2 separate regions of the Mus musculus genome follow, and region 1 is linked to region 2. Evidence: chromatin loops called from intact Hi-C (ENCODE). Cell type or tissue: heart. All regions are shown on one strand.

The links. Hi-C counts contacts between places; a loop is a spot of excess contacts. Peaks named below come from ENCODE experiments on the same cell type or tissue, not always from the same donor. Only the 100,000 strongest peaks of a DNase experiment are listed, where the experiment ranks them.
Region 1: it touches region 2 in a loop (5-fold over the local background); 2 of 42 quality-filtered maps call a loop at or near these places.

What each region holds. Positions count from the first base shown.
Region 1 is chr9:119,891,920-119,896,919 of GRCm38, forward strand. It overlaps Wdr48 (WD repeat domain 48), which reads left to right and starts at 2,976. Exons shown (of 19, transcript NM_026236.3): 1 at 2,976-3,038. The coding sequence starts at 2,991. Gm2449 (a long non-coding RNA gene) reads right to left here and starts at 2,993. Exons shown (of 7, transcript XR_871350.2): 1 at 2,907-2,993; 2 at 1,608-1,728; 3 at 1,149-1,267. In heart, no CTCF peak of the experiment used is centred here; DNase peaks (open chromatin) are centred at 2,942 and 3,442; H3K4me3 peaks cover 2,102 bases; H3K27ac peaks cover 1,598 bases.
Region 2 is chr9:119,337,035-119,342,034 of GRCm38, forward strand. It overlaps Myd88 (myeloid differentiation primary response gene 88), which reads right to left and starts at 2,984. Exons shown (of 6, transcript NM_010851.3): 1 at 2,598-2,984; 2 at 1,542-1,676; 3 at 972-1,152; 4 at 720-811; 5 at 301-476. The coding sequence starts at 2,925. The coding sequence ends at 322. Acaa1a (acetyl-Coenzyme A acyltransferase 1A) reads left to right here and starts at 4,260. Exons shown (of 12, transcript NM_130864.3): 1 at 4,260-4,651; 2 at 4,791-4,884. The coding sequence starts at 4,481. In heart, a CTCF peak has its summit at 2,733; DNase peaks (open chromatin) are centred at 1,537, 2,337, 2,997 and 4,127; H3K4me3 peaks cover 2,935 bases; H3K27ac peaks cover 2,594 bases.

The sequences.
Region 1 (5,000 bases), 550 kb after region 2:
CTGTGTAGCCCTGGCTGTCTTGCAACTCACTCTGTAGTCCAGGCTGGCCTCAAACTCAGAGATCCATCTGCCTCTGCCTCCCAAGTGCTCTGCCTCCCAAGTGCTGAGATTAAAGGCGTGTGCCACCACCACCCAGCCGGTACATCACTCTCCAGTGCAAACCATCTCACAGCCTATCATGCATCATTGTATCTTACTTACTAGAAGACTGTTTTTTATTCTCTGTGAATCTGATAATAGCCAGGATGAGCTTGTACTAAACTATTTAGCTAAATGGGTACTGGAGTGCTATTCTAAAACAAACAAACAAACAAACAAACAACCCACCAGTGCTAGTTACTTTTCTGTTCTGGAAGAAATTATTTTTGCTTTTGGTTCCAGAGGACTAAGAGTCCTTTGTGGCAGGGATCACGTGATGTACAGCAACATTTTGGCGGGGCCACACCATTTCCCCTAACAGCACTGCCACCAGGACCAAGTGTTCACAAACCTAAGGCTATGGGGACATTGCTCATTGAAATCACCACATCGGCTTTTTTCCTTTTTTTATTTTATGTGTATTTCGCCTGTATGTATATCTACAAATCACATATGTGCAGTAGCTGAGCATGCCAGAAGAGGGTGTTGGACCCCCAGGGACTAAAGTTATAGACAGCTGTGAGCTGCCATGTGGGTGCTAGGAACTAAACCAGTGCTGTTAACCTCTGAGCCATCTTTCCAGCTCCCCATCACACCATTTTTTAAATATCCAAACTACACACTAATCTCTTATAGAAAGTGGTTGCTGTAAACCAAGGCTCTGCCTGGTTTTGTACTTTTATTTTACTATGTGTTTATTTGTTATGAACCTGGGCCTGAAGTGTACTAACTAGTTACCACTGATCTACATCAGCGGCCCATCTCATTCTGAGAGGCAGTAATTTTTATTGTGAGCTTACTACCCGTCAAGCATGCTAAACACTATATGACCATTTTAACACAGTGTCTTTCATTTACCCTTAGGCAATTTCATATGTGTAAACAATACACCTTGGCCATGTGCAACCCCCAACTCAGCTCTTCTTTTATCCCCAAGAAACCCCTCCTACTCCCTCCAGGAACCCCTATGTCCTTCCCCAACTCCTCTAGGAACCCTCCACACATCTTACCCTCATGTCCTCTCCTTTTCAGTGTTAAGAACCCAGAGTTCATTCAGTGCCGCGTGTTGGAATATTTACAGGTCTTCTGCAGATAACCATAGCAGCACATGGGGCAATGGCTGTACCATCTGAAAGACAGTATTCCACAGGCTCTGCCCATTTCTCAGCTCTTACATCCTTTCTGCCATTTTTTTTTCAGAGTTCCCCGAGACACCCAACAGTCACTTAGTCTCAGCATTTTCAGTCTCTGCATCAACTGCTGCTTGCTACAGAAAGTGCCTCTGGCTGTGGCTGAGGACAGTACGGATTTGTGGATATACATATAAATTTCTAGAAAGAAGTCTGATAACATGTAATTTAGCAAAACCACAGTAACAGGTTCCTCCCTGTGGCCGTGATGCCCCGAGCCATGGGATTTACAGGACCAGGTTACAGTACCAAGCTGGAATTCCTTCCAGTAGAACAGACCTCAAATCCAAAAGTAATTGGTTGCCCTCATAACCCTACAGCAGCGGGCACATCTTGCCTGGCAAGGTGGTCGGCTGGTTTATCACGGATGCTTCTTTTTCCCTGGCAGGATTCACAGCACCTATGAAAGCCAGTCATCACAGAGAAGCCAGTCATCACAGAGTCATCACAGAGAAGCCAGTCATCACAGAGTCATCACTGACAAGTTTTTGGGTCAGTGCACTTTGATGTCTCTGTGTCCAGCTACCAAAGTATACAGTGTCTCCAGCAATAGTGTCTTACTACTTAGTTTCGGTGGGCAACCAAGTGCAACAGCTATAGCCTGTATTGTTTTAGGGGCTTCTGGGTCTTCCCTGACCATGTCATAGAAAGCTATCCCATGCCTGGCATTGAGATTTTCATCTAATAATGCATGTCTTTTGGGGGGAATCATTTTCCATCCATGCAAGTGTATCTCTTTGAAATTCTGTATTTTAGATTTACTTCTATTTTGGGAGAGTGTTCTACCTGCGTCCGAAAGGGGGCGTGTGGGACTGGAGTTTATTGCAGCTCATGAACTCCCAGGTGAATGCTGGGAACCAAACCCAGGTCCTCTGCAAGTGCTCTCAACTTCTCAGCCATCTCTCCAGCCCCTTTGTATTTTTTAATTAGTTTATAAAGGTAGTGGGTTTCCATAGGGGTTATAGTACTTTGGTCATGTTTTTGCCAAAACGATCATTTAAAATATATTGTCAAGTTAGCAGGGCCTATGCGAACATTATCTCACTTAACATCCTAAGATCCATATTATAGCTGTACAGGCACACGTCTGTAATTCTGAGAGTCTGGGTAAGATCCTGAGGGGGCTGGTGAGATGAATCACTGGATAAAGGTGCCTACTGCCAAGCCTGAGTTAGAATCTCAAGGCCCACATAGTGGAAGAAGAAGACTACCACAAGTTGTCCTCTCCGCTGGTGTTTGAGAACAGCCAGGACTACACAGCGAGACCATGCCTCAAAATAACTAAATGACAACAACATTTTATTATTATTATTTTTAAAACCTATAAATATGGAGTTAGAGACGTGGTCCAGTTGCTAAGCACTGGCTTAAGTGGCTGGGGCACGACTTAAGCACGACTCTCTTGAGCGCTTTCTCTCTGCATGCAGGCGCTGGGACGGCCCTGGGGCTTAGCTGCACAGAGGTAGACCAGTACGGGCCCCCAAGCCCTGGTTCCAAGAGCGTTCCCGCCCACACGCTGCTATTTCTCCGCCAGCGCCTCCCCTCGCAACCAGCCCGGAAAGCCTACGCCCTACCTACCTTCTACCCAACCACAGAGTAGGGCGGGACATCCGCTGGCGCTTCAACTCTCCCGGAAGTGACGTCGGAGTGTCAACATGCAAGATGGCGGCCCATCACCGGCAGAACACAGCCGGGCGGAGGAAAGTGCAGGTATGGCGGCCCGGCTCCGCGGCCTTGGCGACACTGCCGTCGGCTCTGGTACCCCCGCGGGCGGGCGGATGCCTCGGGCCGCGGCTGGCCGGGTTCGACAGCCGGAGGATGGCGGGGCGGGGCGCAGCGGCGCGAGGGGTGGGGCCGGGGCGCCAACGGCCTGAGGTGGCGGCGGGCGGACTGGGCGCGCGGGCCTCGCGAGCGGTCGCGGGGAACCGCCGTCCCGGCGAACCGCCGTCCCGGGACACCGGGCCTGCGGCGGCGCCATGGGCCTGCTGCCCGCTCACCTGCCTCTGCTCTCGGCCGCCTTCCTCCGGAACAGCCGCGACCCGGCGGCGGAGGCCTCGCGGCGCCCGCGGGTGGGTGAGGCCGGGAAGCGAGGGGCCTTGCGGGGGCGTGGCGGGTCCGGGTCGCACGTGGGAGCGCTGTGCTGGAGGAAATGACAGTGTCCCTTCCTTAGCGATGGGCTTTGCCTCCGCCCTCCACCGTCCTCACTATGCATCTTCCGGGCTTCCTTTTTAGTCCTCATCTCCCTAACGTCGGAATCTCCAGTGATGAGCTCGCTGACCCGCACCGTGGGTGCTTTGGGTTTCCCCAAATCACGTTGGTTTGGTGTACGTTTGAGTTTTGCTTGCTGCCTTGTGTGCTGGGGATAAAGCTCGTTTAGCAGAGCCCTTCCTGTCCTGAGCAAGGTTCAAACCCCCTGCTCCACATAAAACCAGGCATGCTTGGTACCCGCCTGTACTTCTAGCGCTGCTTGTGTGTGTGTGTTTCTGTGGTGACGACAGGGGAATCGGAAATTCAAGGTCATCCTCCAGTACCTACCAAGTTTGAGATCAATCAGTCTGGGCTACACGAGACACACTGCCTTAAAAAAAAAAATGCATTCAGTCATTAAAGTGGACTGAGTGCATAGACTTGCCGCACAGAGGAGAAGAGACTAAAAGGGTTTAGCAGTCAGTAAACACTCCACGGATTGAACTCAGTGTTCAGAAGGGAGGGCCAAAGGTGAGTAACCCCAGCATAAGGCTGGAAAGCTGTGGCATTTTCTGAATGAGTGTCCTCTTTATAGTACTGACTTCCATTTGTTGGCCCTGTGTGCTCACTAATGGTTGTTTAATGGTTAGAATTGGGCTGACTGGGAGATGGTCAGTCTGGTGGAAGGCCTGTAGCACAAACATGAGGATCTGAATATCTGCGTCCACGTAAACATCTCTATCCCCTCACTTGAAAAGACGCCTGGCATGTGGGTTGGCACTTGAAATCTCAGCTCTAGGGAGGCAGAAAATGGAGTGTCCCTGAAGCTTGATGGCTGTCTAGTCCTGCTGATTGATAAACTCCAGGTCCCATGAAAGAAACAGGGTGGAGAGTGAGCAATGAGGGAAGGCACCCAGGTCACCCTGTAGCCTCCACATGCATGTGTCCCTATGTGCTTATGCCCCTGTGCACCACACTCACACAGGCGCTCACGCACTCACACGCTCACTAACAAGTAATAAATACTTTACAGGATCAGTGAGGTGACAAGAATGTAAAAATCCCCTAGCTTTCCCTGGGTAGGTGCTGCTTTCCTTCCAAATGGCATTGATGGCACTGAAGTAGCCCCAGCCTCCAGGCCAAGGGGGTGAAAACACTGATTTCAACTAAGTTGTAACTTAGTCCAGTTCCACACACTAGGACGGTGGTTCTTGATAGAGTAAGGATTATCAGTTCGTTCAGTTTGGGGTAAAGACTTAAAAGACATGGGCTTGCAAGATGGCTTGGAGGGGAGGTGTGCTTGCTGCCAAGCCTGAAGACTTGAGTTTGATTCCTGGGACCCACAAAGTGGACAGTGAAAACTGGCTCCAAGTTATCCTTGACTCTGGGGGAATACACCTCAGTGTAGAGCACGTGCCTGCCTCTCACAAGGCTCTGTCCTTAGCATCTTTTAAAAACATTTTTTAAAACAACACACACAACAGA
Region 2 (5,000 bases):
GAAGAGTGCCTCACTATTTCCCTGCCTGATCTCCATATCCTGTTTCTCAGGAGGAGACCCTGAGGCCAAAGATGTCTGAGATGTAGCTCAACTAGTCCTTCGCTTAGACTCATGCAGCCCTGATAAACACTGTCCTGGCTGGCAACCCGGCAAGTCATAATGTCACTTGCAGTCACTGGTTCCGTAAGGACTTGAGAGATGACATCTGGCTACTGTAGATGTCTAGGGATAGACGGACCACAAGCTCCCCACTACAGTGTCAAAGGAGGCAAGCGGAAGAACACAGACAGACTGACATACCTAGGGCTCCCAGGGTCATCTTCAGGGCAGGGACAAAGCCTTGGCAAGGCGGGTCCAGAACCAGGACTTGGTGCAAGGGTTGGTATAGTCGCATATAGTGATGAACCGCAGGATACTGGGAAAGTCCTTCTTCATCGCCTTGTATTTAATAGGAATCAGTCGCTTCTGTTGGACACCTGAAGGCCAAAGGGTGTGGTATTAGGACCACGTGGGGCCCTAGGGTGGGACAGGCTCAGTCCCTAAAGCACGGGCTAACACCAGCTCTCCACCAACCAGGTATCCATGATACATATCCACTACATAAGGAAGTACACAGGTCCGTCCTCAGAGATCTGTAGTGCTTTGGTTTTGCATTCCTGGACTATCATCCTAAGGCTATATCTCTACTCTCTCTTTGACCAAAGCAGGCCTAAGCTTACCTGGAGACAGGCTGAGTGCAAACTTGGTCTGGAAGTCACATTCCTTGCTCTGTAGATAATCGTCAGAAACAACCACCACCATGCGGCGACACCTGAGGGAGAGTGGCACTGCGGTGACTTCCTTCAGAGGATGGGGTCAGGAAGGACTACATTACCCAGGCGGGACAGAGCCCAGCTAGCAGGACAGTCCTTGCATCTGGACCTCTGGGTTTCATGCATTCACCCACCTACCCTCTTAGATGTTTAACCAACCTTTTCTCAATTAGCTCGCTGGCAATGGACCAGACACAGGTGCCCGGCAGGACGTCACGGTCGGACACACACAACTTAAGCCGATAGTCTGTCTGTTCTAGTTGCCGGATCATCTCCTGCACAAACTCGATATCGTTGGGGCAGTAGCAGATAAAGGCATCGAAAAGTTCCGGCGTTTGTCCTGAGGACAGGGGACAAGGGAATCAATCAGCCTCTGCAGAAGGCTGGAAGGAGCCCAACCTGGAGTCTTCCATCAAGGGAACCTGGGCCTGTATCCATATCAAAGCAATGTCATATACATGCCCTCTCTACCAGTGAACAGATAACTTCCTCCCAGATGAAATCCCGGTTAACTATGATGGAGGCATGCCATTAAAGTCTCAGAACCACTCTGGGAGAGGACTGCCATTATTCCCATTTCTTAGATGGGGAAACCAAGGCTCAGAATGAGCAGCTTGCCCAAGGTCCCAGGTCCATCCATCTGCTTCCGGTATCCATGCCCTCTGCAGGTCACATGTTTGAGGCTGTGGCCCACCTATTCTACCTAGGGGCACAGTACTGGGCCCTTACCTAGGGGGTCATCAAGGGTGGTGATGCCTCCCAGTTCCTTTGTTTGTGGGACACTGCTTTCCACTCTGGCCACCTGTAAAGGCTTCTCGGACTCCTGGTTCTGCTGCTTACCTAAGTATTTCTGGCAGTCCTCCTCTGTGGAGAAGAGAAGGGTGTAGAGGCTCCTCCTCCCACCCCATCCCCGACACCCCCGCCCCCCATGCCCCAGGTTGCTGCTGTACACACACTCAAAATCCTGAATTAGTTTAAAGAGCCTACTTGGGGCTGGCGAGATGGCTCAGCCGGTAAGAGCACTGACTGCTCTTCCGAAGGTCCTGAGTTCAAATCCCACAACCACCCATAATGAGATCTGACGCCCTTTTCTGGTGTGTCTGCAGGCAGCTACAGTGTACTTATGTATAATAATAAATAAATGTTAAAAAAAAAATTTAAAAAGGGCCTACTTGGGCCGAGCCTTCCCCAGCCACTGGTACCATGGATGGCTCTACAAACTAACACTTCCTTTTGGACTCTCCCAAAATGAGCATCTGAGAGGACTCCAAAGTCAGCCTGCTTCTCTGAGCCTTCCTCCTGCCTTCCCTTTCTAAGGCTCTAGAGAATGGAGCCAAACTGGGCATCTAGCAGGGCACAGAGCAATCGGAGCAGAGGATTGAATGTCAGAAGGGCTCAGGCACCCAGTTAGTGCTCAATGAGAATGGTGACCCCCATCTAGCAAGGTGTACCTCACTGTGGGCGGGGCGGGGGTGTTGTGCTGAGTGCCAGTGAGTGATGGAAGGGGTCCTCACTTGTCCGGTTGATCCTGACACAACTGAGATACCGCGAGAAAAGCAGATCTTGACTCTTGGTACAACTGAAGGTCTTTGCCTAGGCTCTTTCCATCTTTCCTCAGGGTTTTTGACCCCTCTCCCAATCCCTACGCTGACCTGCATACTGACAGAAAATTCGACTGTCACTCTCTTCCTCCCTAGCGCACCCCAGAAAAAAATGAACAAGATTAATATGCCAAGGCTAGCCTCGTTGATCCTTGGCACAAAGCCAGGAAGCACGTTTCCTCACCGATGCGCGACTTCAGCTCCTTCAGTATATCCTCACGGTCTAACAAGGCCAGCAGCTCTAGCAGCCTGCCGACAGACGCGCCAGAGCGCCCCTGCCAGGCATCCAACAAACTGCGAGTGGGGTCAGGGCGCGTTTCCAGCTCTCGGATCTCCAAGTACTCGAAGCCCATCTCCTCCGCCAGCAAGGTCCAGTCGGCCGCCACGGGCGTCCGAGGGTTCAAGAACAGCGATAGGCGGCGCCTCACTCCCACGTTAAGCGCGACCAAGGGTATGGAGAACATGAAGGAGTCCAGGGACCCGGATCCCACGCGGGGGTCTCCCGCAGACATGGCAGGCAACCCTGGGCCCCCGGTGCCGTCCAGTACGCTCGCCTGTGGAGTTTCCTACTTCCCTTAAGTCTCCTGCCAGCCCCTCCTTCTTTCGCTTTCCGAGAAGCTCCGCCCTTTGCTAGAATCTAGACTACGGGGCCAGAACTACCCAGCCTAAAAGTCAACCCACTTGTGCTTCTAACGTTTGCTCACCTCCCCTCGAAGGTGTGAGAATTTATATAAACCGCCTCTGGCATCTGCCTTGGCCCACCGATCAAGGTGGATGGACTAGGCGATCTGGTAGTGGTTATTATGCATGGTTAGCTCAATCAGCCTTGTTTAGGACTTGAAGGAGTTACAGCCCTTCTGTACAGTAATTTATATTCTGGTAGTAGGGAGGGAAGAGACAGACTGGCTTCGGAAGTAGTAACCCGAAGGCTCAGTCTACCTTTAGCTATCTGATGTCACTTGTGACTCTGCTTTTTAAAGGGGAAAGCCCACGACCTTGCCCATAAATTGGCATTTAGGGTATCTTGTCCTTTGTTTTCTGAGACAAACAGCACTACCTTCCCGGGGTCTGCAAAAAACACGCGGAACCTACCACCTTACTCTTTAACGTTGGGTCTAGACCCAAGGAAGATTTTTTCGTTAATTCACTTGGTTAATCTATTTAGGTGTCAATCTCCAATACTGGGTCTCCCTCCACCCTCCACCCCCATCCCCGGGTTTAGTAGAATTCCTAGGGGAATGTGGGCACTAATGGCACTATCCCAAACAAACGTAGATCAACAGGCTTAAGACGAGTGGGGCACGTTACAGTTAGAACCTGCCTGCCGTTCAGCACCTTAATCGGTTCTTCACACCAGCCCGGAACCCAAAATTACTTTGTTTTCTGAGAGAGCTTCTGTGACAGCCAACCCGGTTGGGGCTTAACTAGGTGCCTCAACATTTTCTAGGTCCTCAGTTCTCGGTTTTGGGACCCGGGGCTGAGCACAGCAAATTTTGATGGGAGACAAGGGTCTTCTCGGGCTAGCTCAGCAGAGAAGCCATGGGCCGGGCTCCGCCTTCTACGCGGCTGCGCGCTGAGCTCAAGGGGAGGGACTCCCTTGAGGCTGAGTTCATCCTAGGAAACCAGAAGTTTGGGAAACCTCCTTCCCCAATGTCTACAAAAGGTTGTGCAAACTTGGAAGTTTCCAGTCTGCCTTTCAAGGAGGATTAAGAGTGCGCATTACGATTGGCTTCCGTAGGATTGGCGGGCGGGGCTTTGAGTGGAGAGAAAGCGTCTTAGGACGGGCGTTGGGCGGGACTCTGGGGCAAGGGGTGAGTGGGCGGCCCTCAATCAGACTCCCCTTAATCTAATTGGTTGTACCTAGGAGTGGGCAGGCCCTCTAAAGACCCCATCCTACCTCTCGCAGTATCATTCTACCGGGGTTGTGATCCCCTTTCAGGCCTTGCGACGTAGAAGGCTGTCCTGCGCCTGCGCCCGCGCCTGCGCCTGCGCCTGCGCCTGCCATCATTCCTGTTCCTAAAGCTCTGCACCCAGAACCTAAACGAGTAGGTAGGACCCACCTCCGCGATGCATCGGCTGCAGGTAGTGCTGGGCCACCTGGCCGGCCGGCCCGAGTCGAGCTCCGCGCTGCAAGCTGCGCCCTGCTCCGCTAGGTTCCCGCAGGCCTCGGCCTCCGACGTGGTGGTGGTGCACGGACGGCGCACCCCCATCGGCCGCGCCAGCCGTGGAGGCTTCAAGGTGAGGCCCCTCGGGCGGGCGAGGGGAGCAGAAGGCGGCCAGCGCGGATGGAATTCTGCCGTCGGGGGTCCGGTGACCGCAGAGTCCCCGGGCGGGGATGCGGGAGCTGGGCTCACCGCTGCTGCGCCTCGCCCTGCAGAACACCACCCCCGACGAGCTTCTGTCGGCCGTGTTGACCGCGGTTCTCCAGGACGTGAGGCTAAAGCCTGAGCAGCTGGGAGACATCTCCGTGGGTGAGCTCCCCTGCGGGTCCTGCACCGGCCCTCCCCCGCCCTCCTCCCGAAGCTTCACTTTCTCTCCGAGAACCTGGGTTTCACTGAGCAAGACTACAGACTCCACCGATTTAAGT